Linked DNA regions of Homo sapiens: regions 1 and 2 are each linked to region 3. A link is a loop called in an ENCODE intact Hi-C map of the cell type or tissue named here. Cell type or tissue: Panc1. All regions are shown on one strand. Links, peaks and the distances in the headings refer to the core of each region. The heading gives the core; the rest is flanking DNA. Region 1 has its middle 320 kb from the start of KCNH7. Region 2 has its middle 52 kb from the start of KCNH7. Region 3 overlaps GRB14 (growth factor receptor bound protein 14).

What was found. A loop is a pair of places that touch in the nucleus more often than their neighbours do. Peaks named below come from ENCODE experiments on the same cell type or tissue, not always from the same donor. Only the 100,000 strongest peaks of a DNase experiment are listed, where the experiment ranks them.
Region 1: it touches region 3 in a loop (3-fold over the local background); 9 of 110 quality-filtered maps call a loop at or near these places.
Region 2: it touches region 3 in a loop (3-fold over the local background); 5 of 110 quality-filtered maps call a loop at or near these places.

What each region holds. Positions count from the first base shown.
Region 1 is chr2:163,151,996-163,160,143 of GRCh38, reverse strand. It overlaps the pseudogene RPL7P61. Among named protein-coding and RNA genes, the nearest start is that of KCNH7, 320 kb to the right of the region's middle. In Panc1, for the core only: CTCF peaks have their summits at 4,487 and 4,695 (motif pointing left); no DNase peak of the experiment used is centred there.
Region 2 is chr2:162,886,303-162,894,450 of GRCh38, reverse strand. No RefSeq gene overlaps it. Among named protein-coding and RNA genes, the nearest start is that of KCNH7, 52 kb to the right of the region's middle. In Panc1, for the core only: CTCF peaks have their summits at 3,328 and 3,558 (motif pointing left); a DNase peak (open chromatin) is centred at 3,550.
Region 3 is chr2:164,491,737-164,499,884 of GRCh38, reverse strand. GRB14 (growth factor receptor bound protein 14) reads left to right here. Exons shown (of 14, transcript NM_004490.3): 10 at 2,395-2,511; 11 at 2,602-2,674; 12 at 2,790-2,877; 13 at 5,361-5,454; 14 at 6,703-7,468. The coding sequence ends at 6,849. Among named protein-coding and RNA genes, the nearest start is that of GRB14, 130 kb to the left of the region's middle. In Panc1, for the core only: CTCF peaks have their summits at 3,863 and 4,087 (motif pointing right); a DNase peak (open chromatin) is centred at 4,134; H3K27ac peaks cover 262 bases.

The DNA of each region.
Region 1 (8,148 bases), core at 1,691-6,690, 1.3 Mb after region 3:
ACATTTGAAGCTGTCTGTAGAGTTAGAGTTGTAATCTGTTTTAGACACATATTTGAAATACTATAAGTGTGTGTAGATGAGTATGAATGCCAGGCAAAAAAAGAGTATAAAATATACTAGAAATTCCAAAAACATACCCCATCAATCGCCTTTGGTGTGGGAACTGGGAGTTGGTAATCAGAGTTGCCTCTCCAGGACTGAGTGTGAGGAAGGTTCTTTGCAAAGGTGATGTGGACAAAGGGACAATAAGATTGTCAGGTAATCTGGCTCAGGTTAGTTCTAATGTCAGTTCTAATCCAATAAGATGAATCAATGAGGTTCTGTTTTTCAAGAAATGTAACAGGTTGTCATTTAATCAATTAATCCTAAGATCTGAACTGTTCATTTTCTGAGCCCTTTATTTTAGCTAACTTTTGTGGTTAAAAAATTTTTTTATTACCAAATAAACACTTTTGAAAAAAACAGGACTGGAAAATGTGTCACTGAGTACTATTATCAGAAGCTCCTTATTTGCTTCCTGTTAAGGTCATGGTGCTCTGAAAACTCTTTTTGTTGTTGTCATTCAAATTAACTAACCCTCTTTTTTTTCTTAAACCTTTGGTAATGGTATTTGTTATGCTATGTTACATCTTATATTTTTACAGATACAGGAAGTACAAAGACCACACATTCTGGAAAATATTTAATAGAAGTCAAGTTAAATAATTGTGTTCTTTTTAGTAAAGGCAGTTAATGAAATGAATAACCAATGACCACCTATTATTTATTCCTTACATACATCAACTTACATATTAGAAAAGGATCTTTTTCAAAGCACATGAAATATTTTTTAATAAGTAAGATATAAAGATGACTGCCTTTGAAACACTGCTAAAATATGTCAAAATAGTTAAAGAATTTATCAGATAAAAATAGACCATTGAATAGAACAGTAGTGAATAAAGACTAAAATTTAGTTGTGGAGTAAGGAACTGAGAGAGAAAAATATACAGTTATGTGCTGCATAATGACATTTTGGTCAATGATGAACTGCATATATGATGATTGTCCCATAAAATTATAATGGAGCTGAAAAAAATCCTATTACCTACCAAAACTATAGCCTTAGTAAAGTTGTAGTACAATGCATTACTCAATTGTTTGTGTTGATACTGAGGTAAACAAACCTACTGAGCTGACAGTCATTTAAGAGTATAGCAATACAATTATGTACAGTAGATAACACTGATAATAATAATAAACTTTGTTACTGGTTTATGCACTTACTATACTATACTTTTTATTGTTATTTTAGTGTGCACTCCTTCTATTTATATAACAATGGTTAATGGTAGAATAGCCTCATGCAGGTTCTTCAGGAAGTATTCTAGAAGAAGGCATTGTTATCATAAGAGATGAGAGCTCCATGCCTGTTATTTCCCCTGAGGACCTTCCAATGGGACAAGGTATGGGGGTGAAAGACAGTGACATTGATAATTCTACTCCTGTGTAGGCTAATATGTATGTTTTTGCCTTCAACTTTAAGAAGAAAAGTTTTAAAAAGTAAAAAATTTAAAGATTAAAAATTTTTAAATTAGAAAATATTGTTTTGTACAGCTAAACAATGGGTTTGTGTTTTAACCTAAGCATTCCTATAAGGGTTGAAATGTTTTTTAAAAAGATAAAAAATTTACAGACCAAAAAAGTTACAGTAAACTAAGTTTAACTTACTAAAGAAATAATTTTTAAAATAAATTTAGTGTAGCCTAATATAAATGTAGTGTTTATAAAGTCTATAGTAGTGTATACTAATATCCTGTTTCTTCACATTCACTCACCATGACTCACTGACTCATCCAGAGCAACTTCCAGTTCTTTCAGCTCCATTCATAATAAGTACCTTATATAGATATACCACTTTTTATCTTTTATGCAATATTTTCACTGTACTTTTTCTATGTTTAGTTACACAAATGCTGTTGTGTTAAATGGCCTAATCATTATAGTAACCTGCTTTACAGATTTGTAGCCTAGGTATAATAGGCTATATCACACAGCCTAGGTATGTGGTAGACTATAACATCTAGGTTTATATAAGAATACTTTTATGGTATTTGCATGATGATAAAATTGTATGCACTTCCAAGAATGTATTCACATCATTAAGCAATGCATGTTTGCAGTTGCTTCAGACATTTCTTCTGTTTCTTTCTCTTTTTCTTCTTTTTTTGGTATTCCCACTTTGTGCATGTTACGCCTTTTGTTGCCCCACAGTTTGGATATTTCTGTTCCGATTTTTTCATTCTTTTCTCTCTCTCTCTCTCTTTTTTTTTTTTTTTTTTTTCAGTTTTCGGAGTTCTGTTGATATATCCTCAAACCCAGAGATTCTTTTCTCAGTCATGGCCGGTCTACTAATGAACCCATCAAAAGCATTCTTCTTTCTGTTACAATGTTTTTGACCTCTTGCATTTCTTTTTATTCTTTCTTAGAGTTTTCATTCCTGTTTATATTACTCAACTGTTCTTGCAGGTTGTCTACTTATTCCATGAGATCCTTTAGCATATTAGTCACAGTTGTTTTATAACTATGGTCTGATAATTCCAACCTCTCTGCCATAGCTAGGTCTGATTCTGACGGTTGCTCTGCCTTGCTTCAAACTGTGGTTTTTGCCTTTGAGTATGCCTTGTAATTTTTTGTCAAAAGGTAGACAGGATGTATTGGGTAAAAGTAACCCTGGTGAACAGACCTTTAGTGATGTACTGGTAAGGTGTGCAGGGAGGGGAAGCATTTTTTGAGTCTGTCTTTTGGCAAGCCTGTGCCCCTTGGCCACGCATTTCACAAGCGCTCTTAGCTTGTTTTGGTAGCACAGGATTGCTACAGGGGGGCTGGAGTTGGATATTTCTCTTTCACCATGTTAGTTAGCCACAATGTTTGGGCTCTGATAAAATAGTTTCTCCTGAGGCCAGGCCTTATTAAGGAGAACTGAATGCTCTGAGGTGTTTCGAAGTGGTTGTTTTCCCCTTCTCCTTCTAGAAGCCCGAGAGGGTTTTGCTCTGATCTTCACAGTGAGACCTGGTAGAGTTAAAACTCATAAAAGTATGACCTCCCCCACTGTACTAGTCTGTTCTCACATAGCTATAAAGAACTACCTGAGACTGGGTAATTTATGAAGAAAAGAGGTTTAATTGGCTCACTTTTCCACAGGCTATACAGGAAGCATGGCTGCAGAGGCCTCAGGAAACACAATTATGGCAGAAGGCAAAGGAGAAGCAGGCTTGTCTTCACAGGGCCAGAGCAGAAGGAAGATGAGAGATGGGGGGAGGTGAGACACACTTTTAAACTATGAGATCTCATAATAGATAACTCACTCACTATCACAAGAATAGCACCAAATGGGAAATTAGCCCCCATGATCCAATCACTTCCCACCAGGCCCCACCTACAACTTTGGAGATTACCATTTGACATGAGATTTGGGCGGGGACACAGACCCAAACCATATCACCCACCTTCCCATGACCGGGTCCTTCTGGAGCACTTATCTCTCAGGCTCTCTACTTCAGGCTTCCAAAGCAACTTACCAATTACAGTTCAGGTTTTCCTACCCCAGTACTTGTTCTAGGGGAGGATTCTGCTTATGGCCATTAAGTTGTGATTTTCTCTTTGTACTTATCTTGCTAATTTTGGAGGGTAGTAGTTTGTTCTGTAATCAAACTTCTCTGATGGATCTAAAATGAGTTGTTGATTTCTTTAGTCTGTTCAGCTTTTTATATGTTAGGATGCAGTAATGACTTGTAAGCTCCTTATGCACCAGAACAGAACCTGGAAATTCTAAATCTATAAGCTTTATTTTTTTTTCTTACATCTGACTTTGTAATAGAATTTAACTAGTCTCTTGAAATTAGTTGGATATTCCATCATCCTTTTTTGCATCTTCTGTTTGCTGGAACAAGTTTATAAAGAGTGATAAGTAGTAAGTATGCGTTCCTTAAATGTTTGGTAAAAAGTACCTGCAAAATAGTCAGGGTCTGGGGTCTTACGCAATTTTTAAATATTGTTCCAGGTTATATTTCCATATAACTTAATTAAATTATTTGAGATTTTTTTGTTTTTTGTGTGCTCAGCCATCATAAATCATTTTTAGTACCATACAGACACACACACACAGACACACTCACACAAAACCTCTGGGGCTTTGCACTTGTTTTTTCTCTTTTTGGAGTACTCTTCTTTTCATATATTTTGCCAGCTAACTCTTACTATTCATTAATTTTCTTTGATACTTTGCCTGCAATCAATAGCTTCTACCAGATGGTAGTGGTCATATATTATAGAGAACCATGCCTTGCAGAAAGCCTTGACCTCAGTCAGATCAGATTTGTATGCTATATAGAATCCTTCTCTTTTCTCAAGGCTCTTATCACACAATATTGTCATTCCCTGTAGACTCATCAGTATGTTCCACTAGTTCATAATCTCCTTGAAGGCAAGAGTTGTATCACCTCTTGATTCCTAATAGATTGACATATTAAGTCCTTAAAGTATTTGTAAAATAAAACATTCTGTACAACTAACTAGGTTACGGTGTTAAAGGGCAAGTGGTTGTTTTCTCCATACCTTTGCTTGATATTGACATTTGTGAAATTTTAATTGTTCAGTGTACACTTTAAGCAGATAACCACTACCATCTGGTGGCAATTACATGAATTACAGTCAATAACCTCAGAGTATATTTCAAGCAGGTAGTTCTCACTTCGGGGAATGGGAAACCAGACCAGCGGAGAGGTGGGTGACAAATGTGTTTCTCAAGTACTTAAAAGGTCAAAGTTAGCTCACTATTTTCAAAACATTATGGGCATATTCAGTGATAACTCCATAATCACATATTTTATTTGCAAGCACATGGTTCAAATATTCTTTAAAGATATTTTATTAAATAGACATTTATTTTGTTGTATTTTTCAACTGTATTGACTTTTTATCATTATGAAATCTCTTTTTTAATCTCTAGTTATTCTCCTTAAGTTTTACTTTAATATTAATAGAGCTACACTACTTTCTTTCAATTATTTTTTACATGGTATATCTTTTTCTATCAATCATTTTACTTTGAACTGATCTGTATCCTTATATTTGTAGTTTGTGACTATCCCTCTACCTGCTTCACTGGCTCCGTCTTATGTGTCAGGCAGTCTTCTAGAAGTGGTCATACTTATCTTCTCTAAGGCCATTCAAGACTGTTACTTTGCAATGCCAATGGGCCTCCAGTAGATACCTCTTGTCTTCATCAATGGGTGACATCATGCTCTCCTAGTTTAATACTAAGCTGTGACACTCAAGGATGTATATACCTTGGGCAAATGGGATGCTCTTTTTGTTCTGCATGTGGACTCTTGCTTATCCTCCCTGCTTGTGGCCGTGTGGGAAAGGTAACAGCATGGTCAGCATTGAGAGACATCAAATTCTAGGAATGCAGTGACTATAATCTACTGTATCATGAGGACTATGTAGGTGGAAGATGTGTAGTTTATGCTATAAAATTCCAATAGGACACTTAACATGACTAGAAAATAATTGTTCATATTTTCCTGAATACTCTGGGAAATTGTCAGTAATGCTTAGCTATAATTTTTAGAGAGCCACTGAATACTAGCATTCATTTGCAGCATAATGAATGATGTACCATCATAAGTAGTAATGTGACCAGCATTAAGTCAATGGTATTAAGATTTTGCAGAGGCAAGATACTGTTTTAATACAAACAGATTCTAAAAAGCCACAACATTGTGGTTAATAACAATAATGTCCTCTATTTTCTGAAGGTGGAAAATATGAAATTAGCCTGTATGGTCATTTGACAACTCACACAAAATAATTCATGAACCTGAATAGAAGGAGATGGTGTTTGGATACCATAAAAAATAATTGTATGCACTAACTGGAAAATAAATAAATTGATAAGTGCCTAATTTCTGTCCACTATTAAAAACCATCTTTATGATAAGTCTCTATGCCTAATATAAACCCATGAGTATTATAAGGCATTTTAAAATCATGTTGCAGATATAGAAAGGACCCTGTATCAAATATTTGCCTGATGTCCTGCTGACCGTAGAGGTGGCCCTGTTTCTAGGCATCTCTAATTAGATAGCAGGGAATTGTTTAGAAGAAGGATTATAGAGGGGAAATATACCTAATTAATCAAGATATAATTAAATGGAATACATTGGAAATTGTCCTGAGAGTGAGAGCTGTGATGTATACACACACTGATGATCCATAAATTAAAGGGAAGTACAAATTAGAACTTTAGCAAAGGGATAGCTTGAACACAGACCTCTGGTTTCCAGATCTTTTGAGTTTTCTTTCTAGGGTGATGCAATATAACATTCCAGAAAAGGCAAAACTATGAGGATGAAAAATGATCCATAAATTATAGTGCCAATCTACCATATCCAAAAAAATACTCTGGATTAAAAGAAAACTGAAACAGAACAGAGATTTCAAAGTAGATGGTGACCAAAAGAAGATACAAATTTTATAAGCCTTCAATTAGTCTATCTACCTGACTACCTATCCATCTAAAATAACTAAACTTTTGAAATAAACTTTAAGAATTTTTTAGATATTCGAGTCAATATTAAAAAAATATATATTGATAGAAGCCTGAAATAAAAATTTTACATTGTCTCAACAAAACACAACATGGTTGGTTAATGTGAGTGTTGAAATTGATATAATTCATATTAGATAGTATTAAAATGATAAAAAGGAATCAGATCTCTTTTTTGTTAATGTGGAGGAAACAGAGGATATGTTTTAAAATAAGAAAAGCACCCTGTTTTATGGCTGAAACCATGGAGGGTGTCAAAGAGAAGGAGGAGGTTCCTGCTGTGCCAGAAACCCTTAAGAAAAAGCAATGGGATTTCGTAGAGCTGAAGATCAAGCACCTGAGAAAGAATTTTGCCCAAAAGATGCTTCAAAAGGCAAGGAGGAAGCTTATTTGTGAAAAAAGAGAAGCACTATTACAAGGAATATAGACAGATGTACAGCACAGAAATTCGATAGGTAGGATGGCAAGAAAAGGTGGCAACTTCTCGGCCGGGCACAGTGGCTCACACCTGTAATCCCAGCACTTTGGGAGGCCGAGGCGGGCGGATCACGAGGTCAGGAGATCGAGACCATCCTGGCAAACACGGTGAAAGCCCGTCTCTACTAAAAATACAAAAAATTAGCCGGGCGTGGTGGCAGGCGCCTCTAGTCCCAAATACTCGGGAGGCTGAGGCAGGAGAATGGCGTGAACCTGGGAGGCGGAGCTTGCAGTGAGCCGAGATCGCGCCACTGCACTCCAGCCTGGGCAACAGAGCGAGACTCCGTCTAAAAAAAAAAAAAAAAAAAAAGGTGGCAACTTCTATGTACCTGCATGCAGAACCCAAAACGATGTTTGTCATCAGGATCGGAGGTATCAGTGATGTGAGCCCAAAGATCCGAAAGGTGTTGCAGCTTCTTCACCTTCATCAAATCTTCAGTGGAACCTTTATGAAGCTCAACAAGGCTTCGTTTAACATTCTGAGGATTGTAGGACCATATATTACATGGGGGTACCCAAATCTGAAGTCAGTAAATGAACTTATCTACAAGGATGGTTATTGCAAAATCAATAAGAAGCAAATTGCTTTGACAGGTAACACTGATTGCTCGATCTCTTGGCATCATCTTCATGGAGGATCTGATTCATGAGATCTATACTGTTGGAAAATGCTTTAAGAAGCAGACAACTTCCTGTGGCCCTTCAAATTATCCTCTCCATGAGGTGGAATGAAAAAAAAAAAAAAGACAGCTTATTTAGTAGAAAGTGATGATCCTGGCAACAGGGAGGAACAGATCAACAGGCTTATCAGAAGAATGAACTAAGGTGTCTACCACGATTATTTTTCTAATCTGGTGAGTTAATAAAACAGTACCTGCTCTCAGATTGAAAAAAAAAAAAGCAAGTGAGAAAAAAATGATCCATTTTTGTTAAAACAAACAAACAAACCAAAATTCTGTATATGTATATACACTTATACGATTTTGTGTGGGCATAGGCTAAGAGAAAATACAAAGGCTACTAACATTGGTTTAATTATGTTTGTATGGAAAGAGGAAAGTAATTAGGGAGAGCTAATA
Region 2 (8,148 bases), core at 1,341-6,340, 1.6 Mb after region 3:
GGAAAGTAAAAAGATACAAAAAAGTATATGATGCAGCAACAATCAAAAGATAGCTGTGATGGCTACACTAATAACATACCAAAGAGACTTGCAAACAGAGAATAATGCTAGAGATAAAGAGAGTAAAGAAAAAGGATTAATCCATTAGAAATATGAAACAATTATAAACATATGTGCACCTCAAAACTGAGCCCAAAAATACATAAAGCAAAAACTGACAGAATTTAAAAATTGATAATTCAACAATCATCAATTGATAACAATTGAGAAATTGATAATTCAATAATAATAGTTGGAAACCTTAATACTCCACTTTTAATAATAGATAGAACATTTAAGCAGAAGATAAATAGGGAAATATGGTCTTTGTTATTACAAAGCTTGCACTTTAACTAAATGTGAAGAAACAGCTGTCTGAATATAACCTGGGTCCTTAATCAAATAATCCAAGTTTCAAAGTTAAGAAAGCCTGAATAAATGTGTTTTTAGAGTTGGTTCTAAACAAAACTGAGGTAATTTTTCTTTCTGCCATAGTTGAATTTGACCAAAGTGTAAACGCTTTATGATGGTCATAAAATATTTCAAATTGTTTTGATGTTTGAAGAGATGCATGCATCTTCCCATGTTGTCTTTGGTCTTTAAAAAAATAACAATAGTGGCCTGGCATGGCTGCTCACGTCTGTAATCCCAGCACTTTGGGAGGCTGAGGTGGGTGGATCATGAGGTCAAGAGATTGAGACCATCCTGGCAAATATGGTGAAACCCTGTCTCTACTAAAAATACAAAAATTAGCTGGGCATGATGGTGCACGCGTGTAGTCCCAGCTACTCGAGCGGCTGAGGCAGGAGAATCGCTTGAACCCAGGAGGCGGAGGTTGCAGTGAGCTGAGATCACACCACTGCACTCCAGCCTGGCAAAAATTAACAAAATTTTAAAAATGGTTTTTAAACAAAATTAAAACAAATAATAGCAACAGAATGAGCTATTCAGGCATATACTGACCACACAAACAATCAATATTACTTTGGGGCAATTTAATTAAATGAGAACCATGCTAACATTTTCTCTCCTAATTATAATTCTTCTATAATGCTTATATAGCATAGTTATTTAAAAATTTAGTGAAAATTGGCCGGGCACAGTGGCTCATGCCTGTAATCCCAGCACTTTAGGAGGCCGAGGCAGGCAGATCGCTTGATGTCAAGAGTTCGAGAACAGCCTGGACAACATGGTGAAACCCTGTCCCTACCAAAAATACAAAAATTAGTTGGGCATAGGGGCGCACACCTGTAATCCCAGCTACTCGGGAGGCTGAGGGAGGAGGATTCGTTGAACCCGGCAGGCAGAGTTTGCAGTGAGCCAAGATTGCGCCATTGCACTCCAGCCTGGGCAACAAGAGCAAAACTCCATCTAAAAAGAAAAAAATAATTTAATGAAAATTATGCACTCTTTTAGTTAAAACACACACACACACACACACACACACACCCCTGAACACGAAATCTTCACATAATTTCAGAGTGAGCAGCAAACACTGAAGCCTACCCTTGGACTTCAGATTAAGAATCTAAAAGTTAAAACCATATAGAAATGAAACAGCTACTATGTATGATGTGAATTACCCTGCACACAAAGTCAGCTTTATAACTGAAGACAAGTGTTCTCAATTTTTATAAACTATACATAATACTTTACCTCTAAAGACAAATTTGGTTTTATTTCAAAATGATATTTTTATATTTACAAAAAAACTTTTCACAATTTTATTATGTAGAGATGAAGAAAAATTGCAGTTTTTCATCTTGAACTGTCAAGGCAGTTACTATCAAACGTATATGTTGGCCGGGCACAGTGGCGCACACCTGTAATCCCAGCACTCTGGGGGGCCAAGGCGGGTGGATCACGAGGTCAAGAGATCAAGACCACCCTGGCCAACATGGTGAAACCCCGTCTCTACTAAAAATACAAAAATTAGCTGGGCATGGTGGCGCACACCTGTAGTCCCAGCTACTCGGGAGGCTGAGGCAGGAGAATCGCTTGAACCCAGGAGGTGGAGGTTGTGGTGAGCCGAGATCATGCCACTGCACACCAGCCTGGTGACAGAGCAAGACTCCATCAAAAAAAAAAAAAAACACATTTGTTGCAAAAAACCCACAAAACTAGTATAATTTGTATACCCAATGATTGGAATATTCATAAATTTATAAAATATATGTGTGTGTACATGTTTGTGTATGTGTGCATATATAAAATACATAAATATATGTATAATATATACATATTATTATATATAATATATAAATATATGTATATATAATATATAAATATATGTATATATAATATATACATATATATATATTTACATATATAAAACCATGCTAGATTAGATGAGGTGGGGAAATAAATGCTGATTAAAACTAGAATTATCTTCTGTCTCTTGGAGCTTAAAATATAGTGATAGAAATAGATATTAATCAAAAGCTTGTTCAAATAATAACTGAATTGAAGAAGCATGATGCTATAAGAAGAACCTATAATGGGGAAACTTGACATAATCTGAGAATTCAAGAACGACATCCTTTTGAAAAGAAAAGTAGCAATTCAGCTGTGATACGAAAAATAGAGAAGCTACATAGGTGAATGGGGAAGGAAAACATATTTCACAAGAAGCAAATTATCATATGAATATTATATGGCTGGAAGAAATATGAAACTGAAATGTTTCCTATATTACATATATTCCCTGCTCTCTCATATACATATGTTCATGTTATACGTATTTCTTCTCTCTTGTGTGTATGAGTATACATATGCACACACATAGATGTATGTGTGTATACATATACATATATGTATACTTATATAAGTATAAAATTTCTAGACTTTAAAAAATACCAGTAAATACTTGGCTTTATCATGATGTAAAGAATTAGATAAGTAGAGCAGCTAGAAATTATCGGATACTTAAGCTAAAAACAGATACATATATATATATATGCACTGCATATATAAGTATAACACTGTATGTATATAACACTGATGTGTTATTAATTATTAGTATCCCTTTTATTCTCAAAAGTGTGTATGTTTAGACAATGAATGGCGTGGCCACCTACACATCTTCTGAGCATGTGGGAACCTTTACAAGCCTGAGTCTTTTATTGCCAAGATTCTTTTTAGCTATGAGTGTTATTGCAATCGTTTTGATAATCAGCAATTTCTGGCTATTTCTCTTTCCTTTTAAATTCAAAAGTGGTTTATTCTTTTGAATACTGTGCTTGCATTCATTGCAAATATGTTCATTGATGGTGATTCTACTGTCTAAAGAGGAGTAAACTACCCTGTCATGTTTTTTCATGTGTTCATACACGCATTTCTTGCATATATTGTCAATTGACATTTCATATATTAAATGACCATCCTCTTATTAACAAACTGGACCTTAGTGATTCATTCAGTGATATCCTGAATCCTATTTATTTATTTATTTTGCCATTTCATACTAAAATGTGAGAAATTACATGGTAACCTTGTGTGTTGTCTCACTGCCACCTGGTGGCAAGAGTGTAGAAAAGGCAGCAAAGCAAAGATGGATGACTGACCAAGTGAAAGTCATTTCCCATAGCGTGCAAATCACATTACCCAGACTTCTTTCAAACACCTCGGGGAAGCATTTTTCATATCTATGTCTTGGCTCTTTCAATAAACTATAGGGAAAGCCCTAAAAATTACAAGAAATGAAATTATCAATGATTAATCAGTATATCGTTAGCGAGGAAAATGTGAAAATAGTGAGATGCTAAAAAGATCTGCTTAATTATCGAAGTATAACTTTGAAATGCTTTAAGAATTTTTTTTAATTTTATGGATAGACTTTCTTTAAAACTGTCATTATCTGTGGCTTTAATCTTGTCAATTAAAGGAAATCAAGCAGACTAATCTTCGAAAATATAATAAATAAATTTTCGCTATCAAATAGATATGACTCATGACCTCACTTCTGGTTTAAGTGATTTTTCAAACTAAAATCTCCAAGACAGAAGTATCTGTTTCTAGCTTAAGTGTCTGGTTTTTATTTCTAGCTACTCTATTTATATAATTCTCTACATCATGATACAGCCAAGTATTTTTCAAAGTCTAGAAATTTTATTGTATCCTCTCAAATAATACGTATTTAAGAAAATAATAATGCTGAATATCACTTTCACTCTTGCTGTTCAAGTTTTTCTAATTCATTATGCATTTAGTGAATGAATCTCATGGAATAACAGTGCTGACTTCTGTCATCTACTTTTTCTATTTGAGGGATTTCTCATTTCAGGCTTCCAGGTATGTCAAAGTTATGCATATGTGTCTATTTAAGTTATCTTATTTAAGTTATTCATATATATTATAATGTATTTCTACACTGGAACTAGTTGAGTCCATGTGTATATATTTAGTATCAAATTAGTGCTTTACATTTATACTAAGTTTCTTCATATGTTATACTGCATCTGGCTCTCAAAAAAATATTGTGAAGAAAGAAGGGAGGAAAACAGGACTAATTATTCCTATCTCATGAATAAGAAAATAAAAACAGAAATTGACTGAAGGAGGAGTAATTGAACCTAAGAATTCTGGTTCCAACACCAGCACTTTTTTCACTACATCACAACAATGGGACAATCCTTTCTTTCTTTTTGAATGTCCACCAAAATCTCACACACTTAAGGGAATTTGGCATACTTCTAAACACACACTCCCAAGGTGGTGTGATAGAGTGAAGAAGCCTCACCTTCAGTTTTACTAGGTGTGTGGCATGGCCTCAGCTGAAAAATTAGAATTATAACACATTTCTCTTCAGTTTCATAAGAAGATTAGAGTTAATTTATGCAAAGCTCCTAGCACAATTCTGGAATATTGTAGATGTTAAAAATAGCTATTATCATTAAAGAGAAAACATGAAGCTAACAAGATTATTGTGGATCATCAGACTTAGGCTGAAGATAGGTCTTCTTTGATAAACTAAACTGGCATTTCAATACCTGAAATGTACTGCTAGATATTACTCCTACATTGTAAGGTTACCCCATAGTTCTGTTTGATGCCTAGCAATGACTATTTTGCTGCCATACTAACACTGACTGGTAAGAATGCATAAATGTTATCAATGATTGCAAAGCTACTTCACTTATCTAGAGCCACATATGGTTAGTTAGTTTGTCCTAACTAACCCTGTCCATGAGGGCCTATCTTATTCCTAGCACTGTGCAAGAGAGGTTTCATAAACAGGGAAATAAAAGCCACAACCATACCAAAATGAATATATCTAGCTAATATAGGAGAAAAGAAATTGCACATACAACAAATAAAAATTCAACCTTACATAATCATATAAATATGGGGTGTGTGTATGTGTGCACATATGTGTGTATGTGTGTGTGTGTTTTAATGAAACAAAGCATAAATGCCCTGATCATACAAGCAAAAAAAATGCTATGTAACCCATATCTCTACAGACAAGTAAAGTGAGTGGGTTTGGCCAGGACTCAGAAGTGAGAAGACACTGCTATGTGCCAAGAGAATCTAACCATTTCAGTGTCTAAGAAAAGCATGTTAGAGAGGACAATAAATGGCCTGGAGAGAAAAACAGGAAGTGTCACCTAGTAACCACTTTACAGTAGCATGATGAGGCCAAAATGTCCTCAAGATAGCAATGCCTTATGCAAAAATATGGGAAAGAGGCTTGGAAGAAAAGGCCGCTATGCTGGGAGACAACGTTTTAGAAGAAAGGTTTCAGAGTAAAAAGAAGCACGTACCTCACAGATGTAAAAGAATCTTATAAAAATAAGTAAAAGTCGTTTTTGAAAATCTAGGCACAGTTTAATATAATGAAAATAAACTATATATTTCTATGCAAATAACAAAATGGTATATATTTTATTCAGTACATTTATAACTCTCATAAACAGATATAACTAACTTTAAGCAAATATATAGAATTTACAAGAAATAATTTTGGAGATGTCTTTTTTTAACAAAATAAATCACTGAGTATTTCCTCTACAAAGAAGATTCCACTTATGCATTTAAGTTATGATTTAATTTTTAAAAGATGATAAACAACTAGGGTTATGGTCTACAGTAAATGGTATAGCATAGTCTTAGGCAGGAAAAGTATAATAAAATAAAACTGTACACTCAGACTGTGGTTTTAAGTATCACAGAAATTCAAGTATTATAATGGATAGTCTATAAGTTAAGCAAGGAAATTGACTTACTAAAAAGAGAATATAATGTATCTCAAGGATAATAGAAAAATGAATAAAGTGAAAAGATTCAGTCTTTAGGAACCTGAGTCATCAAATATTGAATTTTCGAACTATGACTCTTCTATGGTTCCACAATAAAGAGATGGGAGTACTCAGTTCTTACTCAAAATTGATTTTCACAGAAAAACAAACCACCAGAAGATTGAATGGTGATTTCTATAGTCTAGTTATAGTGAACAAAACATTCAGACAGGAAGTGAACAAATCTGTGAGAAAAAAGGACACCTAATTGTAACACCCCAGAACTACTTGAAGAATGACAGAATGTACAACTAAAAATTAACTCATAGAATAGCTGTATGACTGTAATGAATGGTTCATATTTTTAAGGACAAAGCGTGCATGTATGTATGTGTGTGCATTTCTTCTATAACTGTGATTTTCTGCCTTGGCTTCACATTATAATCACGGGTCACTTGAGAAGCTTTTTATAAAGAGAGATGTTTGTGCCTTGTTCTAAAACAATTAATTTGAGTATCTGGAAGTAGGACGTGGCCATTTTTTAAAAGTTCTCCAGATGAAAACATGGTGCAGCCACAATTAACGATCACCAATATTCACAATAATTAACACTAAATCAGCCTATATGTGCCAGGTACTCTTTACGTGATTCATTAATATTCTCTCTTTTAATCCTCATAACAACGCTATTGAGCTAGTATGCTTTATTTCCATTTACAAATGAGCAAACTGACATTTTAGAGAGGTTAAGTAACTTTCTAAAGTTACGGTGATTGGAAAAGAGAAAAAAAGGGATTATCTGATTTTAGGAGCTCGCAGTCTACTTCTATTACCAAATCTACAAATTCATTCAATTATTCTTTCAACTGTTCATTTATTGCACAATCATGTATTGAGTACTTATCATGTAATAGAATTTGGAAATATAGACAAATAGAACGTGGCCTACATCTTTGGGGGAATTCATTCCTAGAATATTCCTAGCTTTTATGCCTGGAATGTAGCTGAGATGACTGGTGTCCTTATGCCTCTCTTGTATATTTTTCCCATCTGTATTTAGCAGCTCTTCAGATTGAAATTTTACAGCAGTTGTACAAAGGAATTTTAAACTGGTGTATGTGCTGCATTCTCTATTTGGACCTTGTAATTCCAAAACTACAGTGGGCTGGCCAATAGCTAATACAAAGTTGGGGTTTAATGCGTTAATTGCCCTTCCAAAAAAAGGATATTTGGTACCTGTCTCTTGGACATATTTGCTAACATTTATATCCACAGTACCTGGCACAGTTATTACCTAGCATATAATAAATAATAAATAATTTTATTTAATTGAAGTAAATCAAGTTGACTTGGAATTATACCTCGAGATACCAATCCGAGCTACTAAAAGATTCATAGTTTTAGATCTCTCCTTTTTTCTTTTAATAGGCTTAAACATTCTATTCCCAGACTTATGATAATGGTACTAGACTACTAGACCTAGGTATTCTGATGCATTTAAGTAACTCATTAAAATAATTTTATCTTTTAAATTCTTGATAGGTAAAGGCCTTATTTAGAAAAATGACATGCTTCTTTTATGTCCTCTGCTGGGATCTATTTAGTCTCCTGATTTGATCCACATTTGAAAATTTGCTGGGATGAGAGGCTTATGAGAGTGCCATGTACCCTCCTGAATCCTTCATTGAATATAAAGCAGTTATTAATGGAATTAAACATTAAACTGATTCCACAAAATTAAACTAAGCAAGGCCATCATTTGGTGGTCGAGGTTTTGTACCTTAAGGATTATATATACAATTACAGGAAAGACTTTGGGCAATGGACACTTTAAACTTTGGAATAGAAAAAATCATAGTCAAATCTCTGGTGT
Region 3 (8,148 bases), core at 977-5,976:
GCTTTGTATAAAGCAAATGAGAGAAAAATATCTGAAGAAATTGTGTGCCCTTTTGCTAATGATGGCACTGTAAGTTTATCTAAATCCTTCAAATGGGATGATACTGGTTGTCACCTAGCCAAACTTCCTGAAAAACCATTTTATGTGCAGCCTCACTAAGAATTAGTAGATGTGATCTCAAAGTATGGGCTGGATAATCCAGGGTATACCCAGACCTATTTTTTTTCTTAAAAAGAAAGAAAGTCATGCCATTAAAATCATGGACCCCTTTTTTAGGGCCTTCTCTGTTCATCTCCTAAGAAGGAAGAGCTAGAAAAGGGGAGAAGTGTTGGAGAAATATAACCAATTCTGAATGTTATCAACATTGCTTTTCTATGTGAAAGAAATTGATCTGAAAATGACCTTTTGAGTTTGTCAGACTCTGCTTTACTTCCATTTTTTTGTCCACCAATGGTAAACTATTAATTTTCTATCTACCACCTGCCATTCAGTAGAAGACATTTGCTATAGTCCTGTGTTTTCCGTTAATCTAGTTAATGTAGCAAATGAAAACGTTCCTTATTTGTAGTGTCGTCTTCTTATGTATGTCAAGTAAATAGGGAACACAGGATCTTGTTTTATTTCCTGGCCTGCTATACTAGAGGGAGAAAAATAGGACAGCTGATTATTTTTTTCTTAATATAATGGTATTTTTATGTTGCCAGGGAGTTGAGATTACAGAACCTACCTTGGCATGTAAACGGAGAGATATTATAAGGATAAAGCTATTATGATTGAGGAAGCTTACTCTGTGGTTTGGGCAGGTGGATGCTTTTCATTAATGTCAGCAAAGCACAAGTATATCTGACTGGTCTACAGACCTGCACAGAAGATCACGGGGTGAGAAGGGCAAACTAAGGTGTGACAGCAAATAGAGATTACAGAGACAGCATCTGTGTGGAAAGAGCAGCTGTCAGTTATAAAGGCTCCTGTAACAAATGAAAGATTGCATGCCAGATCTTTAGAAATATAGATGAACCATAATAAGATTGTAGGCCACTACAGCATAGTTTGAAGAGAAAATTACAAATGCTAATAAAGTGGGATATGTTGAAGCAGTGATAAAGGAGTCCTATAGTTATCTGTGGATAAGGTTTTGTTTGAAGCCTACATTTGACTATAGTCTATGCAACCAAGCCAGGTATAGCTGAATCTACATAAAGAGAGATAAAATGCTTTTAAGCCAGGGGGCCCCAGATGCAGGCTGGCTAGTAGTTTACTATTATAACACCACTTTGGGTTTTGCTCTTCTATTAATTAGTAGAAAATAACTGTTATTTTCCATGGGTGTTTTAAAATTTTTCTTTTGGAGAATTTTAATTCCTTCTTGATGTTGTATGAACTTATGAACTGAGTGGGATTCTTGACTAGAGATTTTGACAATGGTCTTTCTTAGGATTCATGACTTGTTGTGGGGTGGCATATTTGTTAAAAGATGGTTGTAAAGTAGAGCCCCAAACAAACAAAAAAGAAAAAGAAGATCGGGTTTTGCATATTTTACTTTCAACTCAAAGAATATAAATACAAGAAGTAGTTAGCAAAAACAATGACTTTATCATTTGTTTAAACTAAGTTTCTTTAAAGTTGCCTTCTATCAGTTCTTATTCAGGCTTATTTTTGCAGCCCTCATGTGGCCAAGTGTATTCTCACAAGATGAAAATGTATTCATATGTTAAATCATGGAAATTTTAAGGTTATGGAATTATCAGGATTATTCTTTCACTAAATTTTATTTTCTAAGTAAGATGAAAGTTGATGTGATAAACTTTTAAAATACATATTCTAGTTTGCTCCATTATAAAACTCATTAAAAATAATGAGTATTATTTCTCAAGAGATATATGTCAATCTAAGTTATAACTTTTGGGTATCTTGAATCTTAAAAACTAGTTGCTTCATAAGTAGATGGATTTGACATTTAATTGATGACTGACGGATCTCAAAGCTTAATGGAGACATCAATTCAGAAACAATGTATCTTTTTAACCAGAGGAAGAGCTATTCCTTTCTAAATGGAAGTTTTCCCATTTTACTAGAGAACGTGAAAAGATAAGTTTGTTTTAGAAGAAAGACATACTTTAAAAGCTTTTAATCTGTTTATTCAACTCTTCAATTACCTTAACAAATTACTATTTAGCTTTTTTAACAAAAATATTTTTAGCACCTTTATATCTTGAATATGTATTTTCACTTTAAATATTCTGCTAGCCCCTTCAGGCACCACCTTCTAGAATGGAAATGTACTGCCAGAAAAACACTGAGAGAAAAACACTGAAATTGAAAAACACTTTCAATTTATTTGAAAGATAACTTTCAAAGAAATTTTCATAACTCAAATGTGTTTCTTTTTTCCAGAGAAGTATATCAGAGAATTCCCTGGTAGCAATGGACTTCTCAGGCCAGAAAAGCAGAGTTATAGAAAATCCCACTGAAGCCCTTTCAGTTGCGGTTGAAGAAGGACTCGCTTGGAGGGTACAAGTAGCTTCACATGCTTCAAAATATTTATGATTTCAGTTTGTTTCACCTAAAAACTTGAGATTTGTTTTCTCCTTCCTTGCTCAGAAAAAAGGATGTTTACGCCTGGGCACTCACGGTAGCCCCACTGCCTCTTCACAGAGCTCTGCCACAAACATGGGTATGTCTGTTCATAGTCATTGCCACTGAGTAGACGGATAGACATGGAAAGGACATGTAATGAAATTGCAGTCATCTCAAACAAAGCTTTGCATTCATCCATCCTATTTCTTTAGCTATCCACCGGTCCCAGCCATGGTTTCACCACAAAATTTCTAGAGATGAGGCTCAGCGATTGATTATTCAGCAAGGACTTGTGGATGGGTAAGTTTGGTATTTTTAATTTTGAGTACTTGTGAATTGGATTTCTCCTATAAGCAGAAATTATTTATTCCATAGCCACAAAGAGTTCTTGATTTGGGCTTATCATAAAACAGAAGTGACATTGTTCTATAAATGAGGTCATCACTGTATTCTAACAGTATCTATATTATACCTGGTACATAGTGTGTGTCTGGTATTTGTATATAAATGGACAAATAACGGAATAGAGTATCTTGTTCTTAACCAGTGATCACTAATATTACCCATTATGTCCTGATTCTAGCATCTCAGATATCAATTGATGGGGGAAAATGAACTTCTTTTTAAGTGTCAATATTTTGATTTGAACATATGATTTCGAAGTATGGTTTATATTATGACATTATGTCAAATGTATTTTTTTAGGTATGATGCAACATGTATTAAGTAAAAAGCTGTTTCTTAAGTGTTTTGAACACTTATTTTTTTGTGTGTTTACATCCCTATTGTCCTTTCTCTAAATTTTAACATCTTAAAGTAATATAGATCCGTGAAAAGAGTACCTTTCAACTGTTTCTCATGTTGTCTTTTAGTGGGGTACCATGGAATACAAAAGAGAAATATAAAATGTATTATGAAAGATTTATAATGTGAAGAATTTTATTTTTCTCAAATTACTCAGTGTTTCAGATACTTTCTATAATACTGGCTGAATTCCCTTTCCAAATGCAGTACAAATGAGGGAGGTTGTATTGTGGTTTAGATGAGTAATGAAATCATTATCAATTTAAACAAGTGGTGATGGGATCTTTTATCTTCAAAAGTTGGCTAATCATGTCATTATCATGACAAGATTTCAAGGTGATTTAATACTGAAATTTGGATAACAATGCTTCTTCACATGGAAGATTATTAATAGGAAGTCAGCATTTCCCCAGACTGTAAATAAGATATTTTAATACGTTTCTTTGCATGGAATGCAGTCTTTTTGGAAATAAATTTGAACAATCAGTAGAATTACAATCTGATGAAACCAAGAAAATAAATGAGTCACAAAGAATTATTAAAATGTTTTGAAAGATTGTAATTTTCTTTATTTCTGAGCCCAGTATTTATAAAGTGAATGAAATGATCGTATAAAAAAAGATACTATCTTATTTTTAGTATTTTTGGTATTCTTTTGGAGAGATGTGATGGTGCCAAGTGATCCACTAGGTGGTAGTGGTGATCTACTTGGGAATGGGAAAAGAATTACAGCTTGATTTACCAGTGAAACGCCCTTTTGTCCCATTTCCCAGTGATGTAATGTCGGAATCTCACACAGCACAAATGAAATGGATAAACTCGTCAGACATCTGTGATGCTTTAAATTTGGCTGCCTCTTTGCCCAGGCACAGTGAGATTCATATTGGATTCACCAGTGGGGATCATTTACACGGTGTATTTACCAGCAGTTAATACAAAACTGGTTTTGCATTGCACTGCCAGTGAATAAGAATCCACTTCTGGCAGCATTTTTCTCTTAGGCTGTTAGAGGCCATGTCTTGTTTTTCTAGCCTGACATTATAGAGGCTTTTCTGCTGCATTCTTCAAGGTTAAAGTATGTGTTTTTTGGATGATTTTTTTTACTTAAAGCATTTTGCTTAAATATTTAATAAATAATTTCAAGATTTTTTTAAAACAATATATTGATTTCTTTCTTGCTATTGTGTATGAACAGTTGAAACCAGAATCAAAAGAAAGGGTATCCAGTATAGAAGAGGGGGTTATAATAAAATAAAATTTCAGGCCAGGCGTGGTGGCTCATGCCTGTAATCTCAGCACTATGGGAGGCCGAGGCAGGCGGATCACTTGAGGTCTGGAGTTCGAAACCAGCCCAGCCAATATGGTGAAACCCTGTCTCTGCTAAAAATGCAAAAATTAGCTGGGCTTGGTGGCATGTGCCTGTAGTCCCAATTACCTGGGAGGCTGAGGTGGGAGAATTGCTTGAACCCTGGAGGCGGAGATTGCAGTGAGCCGAGAGCACTCCAGCCTGGGTGACAGAGCGAGACCCTGTTTCAAAAGAAAAAAAAAAATTCATTCTAAATTCTTACCTTCTTTCAAAACTTAACATGACCCAGAAGGTAAAATAACAGTATGAAAATGCCTTAATCTTTAGGCAAAACAGTTACATGTGAATACCCAGTTTCCCAGTGCAAAGAGAACGTAGCACCAATTGTTGATGCAGACATAACAGTGTATTGTTTATTGTGATCAAACAAACAATCTGACTAATGGGTTGTGTATTTAGCCTATTAAAATTACAGTAGCAGTGATGACAGCTTTATAGTGCAGATTATATTATACCATATTGATTGCCAAGTTGGATAATCCCACCCATTGAATACATAGTAAAGGAGTCCCCAGCTACATTTATGCATACACTTCTTGGATTTATTAATGCTATAGTTCTATGAAATCCATGAGTAAATATAGAAACATTGAAATTCCTTCTCTCTCTTTAGAGTTTTCTTGGTACGGGATAGTCAGAGTAACCCCAAAACTTTCGTACTGTCAATGAGTCATGGACAAAAAATAAAGCACTTTCAAATTATACCAGTAAGTAATTCGTGATTTCACATTTGTGTATTAGAAATGACCTTAATGCATAAGCTTTTGATCTTAATGCATAAGCTTTTGGAAACTTTGGTTTTCTTTTGGTCTTTTTATTAAATATAATTTGGCAGCTTGTGCTTTGACTAGAGTTAACTTTGGCAGAAATGATTTTATGAGCCTGAATTAATATAAGAAATACAGGAATTGTAAAAATTAAATTTTCCTTTTTCTATGAAATATGATTTAGCAATATTGTATAGACCCCATGCCACCTATTGTTAAAAGGGCACTAAAGCTTCTTTCTCCTGAATTCCACTAACGGCTCTTTAGAAAACATTACTTTAAAGCCTTTTCTCCTCTCTTCTCTCAAAAATGTTTTTTTTGTTTTGTTTTGTTTTTAATGGCTATGGCTAGAAACAGAGATTCTATGGAACTGGTGAAGACTTCTGAACACATTTTTAAAAGTTCTGTGATTCGGCTTCTCTGTGACACACAACTTGCTTTGGGATTTCTGTTGCCTCTTCTGCTGTGTGTCTGTGTGGGTGTGCATGTATGTATGTGATGTGTATAGTATATTGGAACTGAATGGTGGGGAGTGAAGATTCAGTCTTTTTGGAAAGGTATTCCATAGTATTGCTAAATTACTAGTGCGTCCTTTTGAATTGCCTCTTTTTGGAGTTATCCAAAGGCTATATAAAATATCCTCCCTACTTCTTTTATTTTGTGATCAATGTCCCCAGCAAATACGAATTGTTTAGTACCAGAAGACTTCACTGATTTAAAAAAAAGAAAACTGACAGAATGACATTCCATTAGCATAATATGTGATTACTTCAGAATAAATCTCATAAAATTATGTAAATATTCATTTTTGTGGCTAAGTAGACAACATTTAGAAAAGGAAATTAATTTCTCAAGTGGGAGCATTAAAATCTTCATTTACTTTTACTCTGAATATTGTAGATTTCTTTCATTGATTCAAAATATTCATACTGTCTTTACTAACAGAATGCTGGGAGAATTAGAACTAGATGAAGTAGAGTAGCAGTGCTTCTCAGGGATCAGCTGATATTTCTTTTAAATGCAAGTGATGTTAAAAAAAACAAGTAGATATGCCGTAACATTCTTTTCACTGTCTTTTAGTTTTATAAACTTGGCAGTTTTGGCATGTGGAGATAGTTTGCAATCGAATATGATTGTCCTTCTGTGTAATTTATCCTCTTTACTTATTTGTTGCTTTTCTTTTTGCAGGTAGAAGATGACGGTGAAATGTTCCACACACTGGATGATGGCCACACAAGATTTACAGATCTAATACAGCTGGTGGAGTTCTATCAACTCAATAAGGGCGTTCTTCCTTGCAAGTTGAAACATTATTGTGCTAGGATTGCTCTCTAGACAAGCCAGAAGTGACTTATTAAACTATTGAAGGAAAAGGACTCAAGAAAAATAATAAAAGACCATAAATAAGGGCGAAAACATTACCATGTGAAAAGAATGTATTTCACCTGCAAGTTACAAAAAAATAGTTTGTGCATTGCAAATAAGCAAAGACTTGGATTGACTTTACATTCATCATTTAAAATTCATTAGTTAAAATTAAACCTTAGGAAAAAAATGACTTGGTGTGTTCTTGTGTGATTTTTACATTGCTATAATATTTTCTTCAAATATGCATATTTAAAACATGTCTCCCTTATTTACCATATAGCAACATCAGAATTCTGAAACACAAAATATGAAATAAATTGGGAGTCAGGAATAATTATTTGTGCACTAAATTTCAATTATACTATTTTTTAATGTTAAGAAATATGATAATAACTTATCAATTAAAAGAAACTATCCACAACCTGTTAATGAAACTAAAAACTATTTTGAATTATATATTTTCCGGGTTTATGATCATCTTAAAATGAAATCATATTTTGAGATAGTAGCTTTAAACCATTTTGAAATATGTTGATTTTTTCCAGGTAATTTAAAAATATTATTAAATAGTTAATTATAAAATTTATACTGGTATTGTACCCATTAGTGGCATGTTTTTCATTGTATTTTCTTCCATTCATTTAATGATTGGCTAATACTACTTGTTTTTAAAGAAGTAATTGAAATGTAGAAGAGATATATGTAATTTGCATACACCTTCTCATGGTATATAATCTATGACAATGTGACATTGTTACTTTAACATTTCACACTTGCTCCATTCTCTAACTTTCAGAACACTCTTTAGCTCTTTTCACTAATAGATCATTAACCAAATCAATATAGGTGAAATCAAAGATTCACAATCTATAAGGATACTAATAGTGAAATCCTTGTTTTTTTCTCTTTGCCTTCCCCCTTTTCAGTTTCTTACCAGGCAATATCAAGAAGGAAGCCAAAGATTTTGAAACTTGAAATACTAACCTTCCTTATCACTTCTTCGAGACCATCTGGGAATAGTTTTTAGATTCTGTGATTCTTTTGTTCCCATTTTTTTGTAGGAAGGATTTTACTTGTTCCTAAAAAATGAGGAACAAAACATCAAATAAACATTACAATTATACTAACTATTGGCCATCTCCTCTAACTGACCTTTATGACAACATTGCGAGAAAGATTTTTAAAGCAATATTCATAAATGCATACTTTAGTTTTAAATGAAAGCTGTATATTTTTTGGTGACAAAGTATATGAAAGCATTCATGA